Linked DNA regions of Homo sapiens: region 1 is linked to region 2. Evidence: chromatin contacts called from ENCODE Hi-C or POLR2A ChIA-PET data. All regions are on one chromosome and are shown on one strand. Each heading gives the region's core, a stretch centred on a gene start or an enhancer-like site at or near the end of the contact. The rest is flanking DNA. Distances are from core to core; before and after follow the strand shown. Region 1 overlaps FOXP1 (forkhead box P1). Region 2 overlaps SAMMSON (survival associated mitochondrial melanoma specific oncogenic non-coding RNA).

Region 1 (3,935 bases), core at 376-2,875, 980 kb after region 2:
CTGTTTATCACTTCTGACATAAATAAATGAGAAAAAATCAGACCTTTGAAGAAGAAAAACTTCATCTAATATTGTTAATTAGCCATGACAAACGATGAAATAACATTGTAAATCTTTCACAGAAACAGCCACTAGATTTTAATTACACACATTCATAATTTAGCAAACAACATCGTACTCGACTGTGAGTTTAACATGAACGACAGTCTAAGCTTCAGATGCCTTAACATGGCTTTAGTCTCAGAAACTCCCAGGTCTGGTGGCTTGTCCTGCTTCCCCCATCTGCTTTGTTCTTGAAAAGAAGGGGCTTTACGATATGATAAATATCTTTTTGTTGATTGGACAATGACAGGAGGAAAACTTTTGTTGTGTAAAACATCAATACATCATTCCTGTGTTTAGCAGGCCTTGCTTCAGCCAAAAAAATTAATGTAGATTTCCTCAGTAATTATCTGAGTGATAGAAAGATAATACAGTGCAGTAGTACAATAAATAGAAGGAAATTATCTAATATCCTTAATCTGCTAGCAATCGTATCGAGGTGGAGGTCTTAGCCACATTATGGCTAACAATTATAAAAGGAAAACTAACCCTTCCCAAACTGTAGCAAAAAAAAAAGAAAAGTTTCTTCAAGAAAAGAACAAGATCAGTGTTCCTAATTCTGAGTATGATTCAAAAGATCAGAGAGACTTTTACAACTAAAAGGACTATCCAAGCCCTTTCAGAGCTTACATGTTCTGGCTAATAACTATACTTTACAAACAACTGCATTCACTTAACCTAACACATGACCTTGATCTGATACATCCATAAAATGGTATGTATATCAAGACCTTCTGATGCAAAGTTCAAAGAAAGAGAAAAATGGTGGTTTCCTTTCGGTCTTCATGTAGTTTATTTTACAGTAAAAACCATCATTCTCATATTAGCAACCAATTTCAGACTTACTACCATGCCACTGAGAAAGTTAATTGAGTTTCACTCCAAAAAACAAATTCTATACCACTAACAACAAAAATTTAAATAAATTTAAATGAAAAGCCAGTGTTTTCATTTTAAGAACAGCATGCATAAAATGATCCAATTGTTTTCACCCCTTCCCAAGTTATCACATTAATGTAAAACCCAGTGATAGTTATATTCATGTCAAAACGATTTTTTCACTTCTTCAACAGATATTAACTCACAACATTACAAAAAAAAGGGAAGAGAAAAAAACAACATTGACACAATAAAAGATCAGGGAATTAGCTTTTCTGAAAGCAGACTATAATGGGGGGGGTACAGCTGGAGGTGGGGGAGGGTGTTTCCTGCCTTACTGTAAATGAAATGTTTAAAAATTTTGTATTTATGTAAAATGACTGATGCCTTTTCTGTTGTCTCTGTGGCCATCCCTAGGAAAAAGCTCATGAAAGCTGTCTACGTTTGAAAAGCCAGGATATAAAAGTATACAAGGCCCATTGTCCAAAGAAAGAATTTAAAAGCAACACCGGTTGCCAAACTGCGCTCCCCACCCAGTTACCAAACACAGGATACGGGTCCATTTGTTTACTTCTCACAATTGAATGCATACAAAAAAGGTCTCCGTGCAGTCCCCTCGGCAGGTCAGTAGTCAGTGTTAAAATGCTAAAATGCCCTGATAAACCTCGAGTTTCGGATCCCCTCCCTAGAGCTGCAGTCAAAGGTCTGTTTTCCTTTCTTCGGCTACTCCCTACTGCCTAACATAAACTGTCATAACTGCCCGGGACAAACGGCCCTTTTAAAACAATCAACTTAGCCTACCTCACCCGCACAGGATGGAATCTTTTTTTGTAGCTCGATTTAAAATGAATTCTGCTGTCTATTTTCCTCACCACTTCTGTCCAATATTCATGAGCAGTCACTTCAATAGCTGTATTGGGCCTACATCCTCTCTTCCTCCCCTACCTAAGAGCACGTATCTTCTTAAGGAAGGTCCTGTCTTGGTCCAACCCAATATGGAGCCAAACTTTCCCAAGGAAACATCTCAAGGCAACTTTAGGAGGGAAGGAAAAAAAAAAGAGCAAAGGTACATCGTTCTGGCCAAAGATCAGGTGTCTTATTGCAGAGGTAATCAAAACAGGAAAAAAAGGGGGTGGGGGGAGCCTGACAATATAAAATTATGAGCCGCTAATGACTGGGGACTCAGTAAATTAACATACTTGTTCCATCTGTCAACAACCAAGTTCAAACCTTGTTAAAATCATAACCACCAGTCCACATCATGAAAATGCTACCGTGTGACTCCATCTCATTTTAGCACAAAAGGACCACCACCTGCATGATAATTCCAGGAGACTGGTCCCTACCTCAGGAAACTACAGATCTCCTAAGCATTGTTACCCTGGGTCTCAGACAAATCCACTGGCACCATGAATCCAAGGAGACCCATCCACTGGTCTGCCTACCTCAAAGGATATTCAAAGCAACCTATCTCCTGGGTCACCTTTGCCTGGGAAGTGGATGACAAAGCATGGACCACAGCAAACCTAGCGACCTGGAGATGCAAGAATGTTCCTACAATGTCTTGCTTTCTCCTTGTTTAGACACAAAGTGTTCTCCTTCTCCCCTACACTCCCCACCCCCTGCCACTCCCTTCCCAAACTCAGGGACCACTATCATCTTTGTGCTCTGAGATGCTTTCCTTTCTGACAACAGCAATTTGGGAGAGGTAACTTTTATCCTTCTTTCTGCTGTGTAACTTTCCCCTTCCCATTTCTTTATGTGCCCTCTGAGCTCATCTGAACTTTCATGTTCTCCCAGCATGCAGACGTGCATTCCAAACTATGTCTCACAGACCAAATAAGAGGTTAATAAGAAGTGGCAACAGAAAGGAAAAACGCAATCCCTGGTAACTGATAAGAATGACAGTGGCAGCCCTTTTTTGTTTGTCTTCAAATATAGAGTTAAAGATCTTTAAAAAACTAAATTTTGATGCCTTTGAAAAGAAAGAAGCACAAAATAACAACAGGGGGTTATTGCCTGCAAGCCACAGGGGAGAAACTCCATAATTCTTATTCTCCCTTTTGAAGGCTGTTAGCAATCTGATTCAAAAAAGCAACAGCAGAAGGGGAAACCTCTTGAGGCTGTAACCATTTCCTGTGATCATGCATAATGTGCTTCAAAAGTGGGTTTTTACCAATTCTGTTGATCAATTGCACCTCCTTCATACCCCTTCTTTTTTCTGCTGTGTTTACATCTGATGTGACTCAATGACAAGCACTGTCTGAGACTGTGAAACAGGCCTGTCATGTTGATTTATGGGCGCATCAAACCACAACTTGTCCAAACTGAAGCTCGCAGTTCATTAATTAGAGAGTTGTGACTTTGAAGTCAGCTTTCAGACTGTGGTTTTTAACATTTGGCTTAATTTATATGCTCTTGAATGTGGATCTCTAAGGAAAAAACTGAAATTCCCTTCTTGTCTTTGAACTTCTTTTGACCGCACAATAATCATTTCTTTGTCCAGAGTGATGCCTGCAATCCCAGAGTCATTAACGCGCATTGAACTGCCACTGATGAGTAAGCCCTGCTGAATTAGAAAAACAGCCAGCAAAACAAAGCTGAGAGCCTTCTGCACAGTGATATCTCACAATTACATGCCTTCCCTCCCTGTGCCATTTCCATTTTAATTACTGTTAGTCCTTTAGATTTACATTTTAGACACTTTTTAATCTGTTCCCTTTTTTATTATAGCAGCACCCGGTAGAGCGCCACTGTACTTAAGGTTGTGTCAGCATTTTCATTAAAACACCTCCTCCCCTTCACCCCAAAACTGCCCCTACTCTGCAGGGGTTTACATCCGGCTGCTCAACAGGACTCCAGGGTGAAAACTTGGCAGGACATGGAAAACGTCCCCAATTTGTGTCAAGGGAGGAGGCAGCAAAGGGAGAATGTCTGGGTCACTCCCAGGGTGT
Region 2 (3,542 bases), core at 181-2,680:
TTTATTTTTGAAAATGTTGACTTCATCACCTGGTGTCCCTTCTGCCCTTCACTACAAAACTGAAGCACTTGGGAAGTTCTTTGTCTCCTGCTTTGTCTGCAGGGACCCTCTTCCTTCTGTCACCAGCCCCCCCCACCCCCGCCGCATTGACTTTCCTTGAAATGCTTCTCACATTGGTCCCTTTCTTTTCTTTCTCTTGACAAATATCTTGATTAATGCTAGAGCCTTTTATCTCACTGCTTCGTACCTTTTCCCTCAACCCTGCACATTGAGAACAGATTAACTTTTGTATAATATTTGAATAGGTTCATTATTCTACACCAAATATATCTTTAGACCCACCTGCAACTTTGTGAATATTTTGGTCTTTTTCCAGCCTGCTTTTCAAATCCCATTTCCTGTGATGCCTTCTGAACCGCTTAGCTCTCCAACCCCATTGGATTCCTTGCTCTTGCTTGAAGATGCAGCACATATTCCCAGTGGCAGCAGCCCTAGGTGTTCTGGGAGGCTAGCCCTTCTTGAGATCCCCATCAGCTTCTCTTCTTTTAGGTAGGATCCGTGTGCCTCCTCTGCAAACATAGCTGCAAAGAATTACATCTTTGAGCAGCCCTTCCCCCGCAAACAGATTTTCATCTGAAGTCCCTCCTACAGAGAAATTCTAGAGCTGCCACTGCATATCCCTGTCTCCATCTTTGCTGACTTTGTTTCCTTCCCCCAGAAACTCCTTTCTGTGAATCAAATCCTTATCACAGGAGACAGTACAGGAGAGTGGTTCAGAGCATGAGTTATGGTGTCCAGGTAACTGGAGCTTGAGTCTTAACCTTTTACACTCCCTTGCTGGGTTACCCATCAGCAAAATTCAGCTGTTTAATGAAGGCAATATTTGTAAAGGGCTTAGCACAGTGCCTGGCATATCTTAAGTATCATTAGCATCAGCATCATCATTCTTCATCATAATTTAAGGGCCACTGTCTACAGTAAATCTTTTCCTACAAGGTCAGTCCTCAGATCTCACCTCCTAATTCCTATTGCACTTCTTGTCTGGGCTATTCAGAATACATCCACTTTACATTTCATGATTATATGACTAGGTTGTAAGCTCTCAGAGGGCTGGAACCATGTCTTACCCTTCTGTGGGTCCAGTTCTAAGTGCCAGATCTATACATGGCTTTCCACAAATATCTGTGGGATAAAAAATTATTTGAGACTGTGAATGAAGCACAAAGCTGTATTAAAACAGAGTTCCAGTGCCTTGTCATTTAATCAGAAGGAAAATGCCCTGTGTTTCTGTCTATTGTGCTGTCTTAAAATAGGAATAATGAAATATACCAAGTACGTACTAATTTGGCAGTCATTCTCAGAAATCTGGGACTTTACACTTTAATTAAGCACTTGTAGTTAAGCGTTTGGCCAGAAGATGGTGCAGTGTTCAAGGGATCCTTCTCTCTCAAAGTCAAAACTGATTTTCAAGGAATAATATTGCAATCCGACCAAGTCTATAAAGAAATGGGAGAAAGTGATGCCAGTTCAGCTTTGACACCATCCTAGGGCTTAGCAAGTGTCATGCTTTCATGTAGTTTCTTCCTTCCTACTGCCTAGCATAATGAGCTGGAGGACTCTTCTAATTAGCTAAATATTATTGTACATCAGAGTGGGGCCATGCTTCCTGTACATTCTTATTTGGGTTTTGCCAGCCAAGGGAAGAAAGCTGTTAGAGGCAGGAGCAGATGTAAGGAAGGCACAAAACATGCCAAGAAGTCATGGCGCGTCTTTGCTATTGGATGAGTCATTTTACTTCTCATGTTTTTATTCTGATATTAGTAGGAATTCTTCAAGTCAATATGTCTTACTGGAAAAATCTTTTGTGTGTGGTGTGTGTATGCATGGCGTGTGTACAGTGTGTATGTCAAAGTTTTCTCTACCCCTGAAAAAGTTATATAAATAGGATTTGATTGCTAAAATATCCAACGTAAAATGCAGACTGACATAATCTTCTCATTATTATTATCTTTAATGCAATGTAATGTACTGAGCCAGAAAAATAATACTGCAGTTTGATTTCAGATGTGCTGTTTACATTGGTTGGAAACTAATTTAAAGAAGAAGACTCAAAGTTGGTGCTGATCAGCCATCTTTTATCAAGTTTGTGTATCATACACTTGTTCCATTTTTTTATTTTTTTTGCTATGTAAAGTCTTCTGAAAATTGAAAACTAATTTATTATCATGTAGTTATTAGCACAATCACAAAAGAGGTCACTGGTCTTTCCTTTAATTTCTGTCACAGGCTGCAGGCCGTATTATGCTAAATCAAGGATACGGGGAGATAATTAACATAGCAACTCTGGCAATTTTAATAGGTGAGTGATGAACATTTAGAGTTTGGCTTCGAAATCCATGTCTTAATTACCACCCGCCTGCGTGCAGTGACGAGGATGGGGCTCTAGCACACCTATTACAGATACAGTCTGTTGGGCCAAAGTTTTCATGAGTTGTCCATAAAACTATTATTAGATTGAGAGACTTCAAGGCAAGAAAGAAAGAAAAGTGCTTTGTGTTTTGTTTTTTTTAGAAAAAAAAATGTGAGAAATCTGAAGCCATTCCAATGTGTGCCTCTTTCAGAAGTATCCACTCTACTGCAAGAGTTCTCCCTGGGGGGCTGTTGTCCTCTGTGGGACATATGGTACCGTCTAGAGACATTTTTGGTTGTCACATCTGGGGGAGGATGCTATTTGCATCTCGTGGGTAGAAGCCAGGGATCCTGCTAAACCTCCTACAATGCACAGCACAGCCACCCCCACAACACACACACAATAAAAAATTGGCCCCAAATGTTAATAGCGCCAAGGTGCAGAAACCCTGCCCCAGAACTGCCCACTCCATCCCTTGTTATTTTTCACCGCTGGTTGCCAACAGGTGTCACCGCAGGCCCATTTCTATCTGCAGCATTATCAAAGAGAGTCCATAAACTCTTGTAACATATGGAACGAAATCCCAACTGCAAAGCTTTTGTGGAAGGCAGTTACATGCTGGTGAGCTGAGGCCTATGTAACCAAAATTGATCAATTACACAAATTAAGCATAGCCCTTAAGGAATTTATTTTATTGGTCTGGACATCTGTTGCAGTATTGTCCAAATCCAAAACTCAAATGGTGCCTCGGGTTGCCAAGTTAGGCAAGAAAATCTAGTAGCTATAAAAGTACAACTGAAAACCCTATATTAATATCACGTCCATCTGCTGAATGTTACATAAATATGCAGACTTTTTATTTTCCTTGGGAATAACATTTATTTTTACAGTGCCCAGTTTGACATTCTTATGACATTCTGTTCAGTTTATTACATTGTAACTTCAAATGTTTCTTCAAAAATGCATTTATAATGTTGTTGTTAATCTTTTTTCAAGGGTCTGTACCACCTGTTTAACTTATAGTTAAATAGAGAAGTCCTTTTTCTTATAGGAAGAATGGGAAATCTTTGGACAAAGAGTCTCAGAAAAGATTTTGAGTAACACTTGTGTAGTGTAAAGGGAAATTATATAA

The links. A loop is a pair of places that touch in the nucleus more often than their neighbours do. ChIA-PET counts read pairs that join two places held with the same protein, here RNA polymerase II (POLR2A).
Region 1: a loop to region 2 is called in a map of chondrocyte, with 3 times the contacts of the local background. The contact joins two enhancer-like sites. A Hi-C loop is called at or near these places in 1 of 168 maps with a recorded cell type or tissue (chondrocyte). POLR2A ChIA-PET finds 5 or more read pairs at or near these places in 2 of 52 experiments (H1 and activated T-cell).

Annotation. Positions count from the first base shown.
Region 1 is chr3:71,047,531-71,051,465 of GRCh38, forward strand. All of the region lies in intron 9 of FOXP1 (forkhead box P1), which reads right to left. Among named protein-coding and RNA genes, the nearest start is that of FOXP1-AS1, 240 kb to the right of the region's middle. RefSeq lists enhancers at 2,476-3,935, 3,348-3,911. Within about 2 kb of position 1,626, at least 10 of the 41 ENCODE cell types and tissues checked have a DNase peak (open chromatin) inside an H3K27ac peak, as active enhancers do.
Region 2 is chr3:70,062,960-70,066,501 of GRCh38, forward strand. It overlaps SAMMSON (survival associated mitochondrial melanoma specific oncogenic non-coding RNA), which reads left to right. Exons shown (of 5, transcript NR_190186.1): 4 at 2,287-2,359. Among named protein-coding and RNA genes, the nearest start is that of SAMMSON, 65 kb to the left of the region's middle. Within about 2 kb of position 1,431, at least 3 of the 41 ENCODE cell types and tissues checked have a DNase peak (open chromatin) inside an H3K27ac peak, as active enhancers do.